Regions from separate parts of the Homo sapiens genome. Here region 2 is linked to region 1. A link is a contact called in ENCODE Hi-C or POLR2A ChIA-PET data. All regions are on one chromosome and are shown on one strand. The core of a region is the stretch at or near the end of the contact, and the rest is flanking DNA. Distances in the headings are between cores, read along the strand shown.

Region 1 (2,700 bases), core at 50-2,549:
TAGGAAGAAGAAATGAGAATTGGCTCTCAGCTAAAGGCTTTGGAGTTGAAGGAACTGCATTTTGTCTTACTCTGAATTTCATAGACCATGAAACTGAGTTTCTGAGAGAAACTGACTTGGAGGGTGAGTTCGCACCCTCGTTTGTTGAGTTCCTGTCGCTGCAGCTTAATTTGCCTTCGCACCTTCCTTTCACGCTCACAAGTGTCTGGTTTAGACAATACGTTACACGACCACCAACAGTAGCAGCAGCAGCAGCAGCAGCAGGGCTAAGACTGCTCTCCAGATCCACTTCTCCCACTACTTTACTGTTGTTTTTTCCTTAAGTGTGCTGTAACTTATTCTGTTTCTCAAATAGGAATTTGAAATTGTTTTTTAAAAAATAATCTTGAATACAAAAAAATTAGCCAGGCATGGTGGTATGTGCCTGTAATCTCAGCTACTTGGGAGGCTGAGGCAGGAGAAGTGCTTGAACCCGGGAGGCTGACATTGCAGTGAACCGAGATCGCACCACTGCACTCCAGCCTGGGCAACAAGAGCGAAAACTCTGTCTCAAATAATAATAATAATAATAATTTTGAGATTTTTTTAAAACATAATTTTGAAATTATTTTGCCCATGTGGGTGCTGACACAATCAGAGATGTTTGTTTAAACTTTAAGAGGAACATGAAAGATATCAGAAACACTAAGAGAGTTAGGGCAAGACATTAATGGGAAGAGATTTTTGGGCAAACTTGGTCAAATAACATACTTGATATTTATTTGGTCAGGAAATAAGTAAGTACCTATGTGTCTTCCATCCTATATGAGAGGTTACCAGTGCATGTTTTATTGCATTCTTTTTATATCTCTTTTTGTCAAATAAGCAAATAATTATTGATCACTTTATAAATGTAAGGCATTTTGAAATTATTAAAGAAGTGGCAGTGGATGATTCTCTAGGAAACACCAACAGCTTTAAGAGTTATAGTCGCCATTTTCTTAACCTATGAGTTTTCATTTAATCTGGGAGAGTCATGTTAAACTAATGGTGAACATCCCCCAACATGAATTTCACTTGCACTCTTGACAGTTCAAGATGGCTTTGGGATCAGATATCAGTCACCTGAAAGATATTTGGAATATTTGGGTAAGTTGGTGGCTGGGTGGAGGCAAAGGAAGGAGGAAGGAGAGAATTTCCCAGTACTACTCAAATCACAACATCTAGTTCATTTCCTACATAAGCCCAGATCACGCAGGCAGCACTGCCTGTGGAAGGAAGAAAGAGCCTTGTGTGCTCACTACACAGGCCTGAGGTGCCATGTGACCTTATCTTTGAGCGGTCAGAAGCACGTCAGAAAGGCTTCCACCATGGCTGGTGAATAAGAGCGCTATAAAACCTGAGAACACAAGACCTAATGACTTAATGGTTTTGGCTCTGCCTTGATTTGCAGGGGCCTGTCTTCTTACATAGTCCATGAGCTGTTTCCAACCTGCACTTGATTCCCTTAGTGGGGGGAGAAACAGATGCGCAGTTGGCAAACTGGGAGTCTAATCCAAACATCTAAACAGCACTGCTTGGAGGAATTCAGGATGGTGTCCAAGAGTAGGAAAGGAAATGTATTTGAGAACAGGGACTCCTAAAGCTTACTTTTGTCCTCTGCAACCCCCCCCCCCCACCCCCACCCCCTCTTATACTGTCTTTGGCATAGCTTAGTCATTAATAGCAGTCATTAGTGGTGAATGACCTGGAAGAAGCAGAAAGTGGGGGTGGGTCGTATGTGGTGAAGATTTTTGGCAGCTAATAAGGAGGCTTTCTGAAGTTGCTTCCCCAGTTGGATGGGATGGAAACTTTTATGAGCTTGAGTCACATTCATACAGATAGGGTTTTGTAACTTAGCATTGTGCAAGTTATCTGGAGCTAGAAACCTCTGGGAATTAGATGTCTTTCAATTTCCAGGGTGTAATGTATATAAAAGCCTCCTTAGACATGATCTTTCCTCCAAAAAATACCTTTTCCCAAGGATGTCTTGGGAAATTTTATCCCATGTTTACTGAAATGTTTAACTTCTTATCAGTTGAACCAAGGGTTAGTTTGTATATAAGACACTCAACTGAAAAACCACAGGGCTAGAACTACCCAAGTCCAAAGAGTTTCCCAGGAGGGCAACTTCCGGATCCAGACATCAGGCTTCTAAAATCATTTAAAGTTGACATAAAGTGATCCTACTCACAGGTTATAAACAACTTTTTACTTTTAGGCCGTAACAATTAGAAACTGTTTATTTTAGTTTTGTAAGTGGATCCATTCAATAGGTTCCACACAGGGCATCTATCCCAATCTCGGCCATCACTCAGACCTCCTTCTTTCTCCTCTCTGCCCAGCCATATCTCCCAAATTCATCACGACTCCCAACCCCCACCACACACACTCTGAAGATGGCCAGATTTACCAAGTGAAAATACAGAACACCTTGTTAAATTTGAATTTCAGGTTAAAAAACCCAAAAATCCTTTCTTTTAGCATTGCTACATTCTATGCAATATTTGAAGCATATTTATACTAAAATATTATGTATTGTTTATGTAAAAATTAAATTTAGCTGGACGTCCTATATTTTATCTAGTAATCCTGCCCCTGCTCATACCCTTTACAAAGTATCAACATTTATAGTATATTTAAGTTGAAACTGCCTTGTAAGATCAGTTGAGATCATTACAG
Region 2 (2,769 bases), core at 247-2,746, 48 kb before region 1:
CCTGAATGAATGAACTAACAGACAACAAAAAATATTTGTTGAATGACTAGAGGGTAACTTAACTTTTTCTCAGATAATTCAGTATTTATAAGAAAGTTTAAGAAATGCTTTTGATTAAACTATTCTCATTATCTTAAAGTTAATAACGATCAACTCTAGATCTTTTTAAAAACTGTGCTCATTTTATTATCTGTCCTGCCTTCCTAATTTTCACCTAAAGATGTAAAACTAAATATACTATTTGTTCACTTTGCAAGTACAAAAAAAAACTCAAATATGAAAAATTTGACTTCTAATTTTTGGTGACTGTCAGATGCAAAGAGAATGTGCTGCCATCTTCCTCTGTCCCACTTGTTTTCACACACAAGGCAATCCAAGCACTAAGTTGCCATTTGTGTGCTCAGGACTGCTCTGCTGATAAGTGGTTGGGATTTGGAAGAGACACCTAAATACCGATGGTTGACCTCCCAGCACATTCTTGTTGGACTCTATCACACTACCCTATCAACCTGGTTAGTGTGTTATGCATGTCACTCTACTAGTGACAATAGGGGAATTTATTCCTTAAATCTCATGAATGTCTTTTCTCCTTCTTCTCTTCTTATATCATCTCCCAGACAAAGCTGGAGTTCAGGTGAACTGCAAAGTGGTGTGAGAGCTCCTGCTATGGTGGTCCAGCTCTCATCTGGCACTTCTGCTTGATAAGCTCAGAGCAGTTCTTTTAGACTGCCTCTTGTAGGCACGCTTGAAAAACAACCCAGTTAGCATTCCCCTAGCCTTCATCTATGATTTCACTGGGAAACTATGCATTAGATACTTTGGAAATAAATATACACAAGAAATTACAACTCAGTTTGAATGACCCTCTACCTTGGAATGTCTAGAACTGTGAGTTATAAGGCCAAGAAATATGTCCAGGCCTGCTGGCTCAAAAAGTTGCTATTCCTTATATGGAATCTGGACAGACAGGGAAGCTGAAGTTGTATAAACTAAACGGAGATTTTTTTTTTTCCCAGCCACTTACGTGCCTCATCCTTGACCTATTTCATTTATAGGTTCCTTTAAGATATGATGCCTTGAGAGTTCGTTGCCTTCTTGCCAGTCTTCCAACAACAATTTTAAGAACAGCCAGTGCTTTACATGGACTTTAATTATATTGGAAAATCCAAGGAAAGGACCAGAAAGGCCATGAGTGTGGTGATGCAATTATATCAGTAGAAGGTTAGACCTGCTAACAGTGAGGGGATCCGGCTAGAGCAACCCAAGTACAGTCGATTCATTACTGTTGGAAATTTTTAAATGCAGACATTCAGAAATGTTTAGTCTGGTTTTCAGTAAGGAAGAAGGGCAAGTAGATTCAAACAAGGACCCGCATGCTGCACAATAAGTACTTTTTTTACTCTATTTCCTTGATAATGGAGAAAATGAAACAACAAGCTATGAACTTAAAGCTAGAAGGAGAAATTCTATTCTTTAATAGGAGTAGTTATTTTTTCTTACACAATCTAGAATAGGGACATTTCGCAATCTTGGCTTACACAGAATATTTTAAAGTAAGTAATTCAGAACACTCAAAGTACGTTTGCTTTCGCTAATCCTTGTCAGCAGTTCTGAAGTCTTTCTAGGTTCAAATCCCAGCTATACCATTAACCAGGATAAGTTTCTTACGCTCTCTAAACTTCAGTTTTCTCACTTAGAAAATGAGGATTAAAAATAGTACCTACTGTACAGAATAGTTGGAAGAGTTTAAGAAGTTAAGACAACATAAATAAGAGACTGATGAGTACTTAGTGTCGCATAAATAGAAACAATTATTACTCTCACTAGCCATGTTTATTGATTGAATGGAGCTTTAGAAAAGTAGAAAGTAGATCATAAAAAAGTCCCGTACGTAATGAAAAGTGGCCCCCTGAGTCTGAACACACTGCCTTGTTACTCAAAATTTCTTCTTTTCTAGACTTAGGTGTATATTTTCAGTAGAAGTGGGGAAGAATGACAATTAACTAAACAATCCAAAGGAAGTGCTGGATCTTTGCATTTGTTATTGCAATTTTTCAGATGAAAGCTTGGGTTTCCTAGATGCTTAAATTACAGTACGATCTCACACTTGTACTTCATGAGGTTGCATTGGGATGTAGATATTTACGGATTGACCTACAGACTAAAAAACAAAGCAAAGAATCAAACAAAACAAAAACCGACAAAATATTCTTCTTCTTAAAGCCTGGATGATGATATTAACTTATACTGCTTTCATTTCAAGGCTTTTTTTTTCAAAGTGCGGAGTCGCCGAAGAGCGGACTTCACTTAGGGTACCCGGAAAGCACATGGAAGCGAGCCCACTCACTCATGTGAAAGAGAAACGCTCACCTTTGAGAAACATATTAGAATTCCAAAATGAGTAAATCTGAGAGAAGATGTTTTAGTTGTAGCACACATATTAGTTTTGTGATTTAAGACTGGTGTTTTTATTTTAAATGCACAGCAGGAGGGAAAGGTGGGGCCTTAAGCGTTTCTGTGCTTAGCGCCTCTGCAGGCCTGATCTAGCCCTGGTCTTGTAGATGATTGTAATACTTTTATAGCTATTCAGGTATTTTGTCACCAAAATAAATATATAGTTTATATTTAGGCAAGGCTAAAGGAGGGAATCTCAAATTTGTTTACAAGCTCAGTAATGGAAATAGAATGAGTACCAAATATTTCTATATCACTTGAAAACACCATTCATTGTTAGAGGCTCTGATATAATTTAGGCTCTGGGTAATTTTG

Evidence for each region. Hi-C counts contacts between places; a loop is a spot of excess contacts on that map. ChIA-PET counts read pairs that join two places held with the same protein, here RNA polymerase II (POLR2A). Pooled maps may share reads with other maps.
Region 2: a loop to region 1 is called in a map of IMR-90, with 5 times the contacts of the local background. The contact joins two enhancer-like sites. A Hi-C loop is called at or near these places in 3 of 168 maps with a recorded cell type or tissue (IMR-90, mammary epithelial cell and sigmoid colon) and 5 of 50 pooled maps. POLR2A ChIA-PET finds 5 or more read pairs at or near these places in 4 of 52 experiments (AG04449, AG04450, MCF 10A and 1 more).

The regions. Positions count from the first base shown.
Region 1 is chr2:66,887,577-66,890,276 of GRCh38, forward strand. No RefSeq gene overlaps it. Among named protein-coding and RNA genes, the nearest start is that of LINC01799, 16 kb to the right of the region's middle. Within about 2 kb of position 1,300, at least 7 of the 41 ENCODE cell types and tissues checked have a DNase peak (open chromatin) inside an H3K27ac peak, as active enhancers do; they include IMR-90, where a contact is called at or near this core.
Region 2 is chr2:66,839,280-66,842,048 of GRCh38, forward strand. No RefSeq gene overlaps it. Among named protein-coding and RNA genes, the nearest start is that of LINC01799, 64 kb to the right of the region's middle. Within about 2 kb of position 1,497, at least 6 of the 41 ENCODE cell types and tissues checked have a DNase peak (open chromatin) inside an H3K27ac peak, as active enhancers do; they include IMR-90, where a contact is called at or near this core.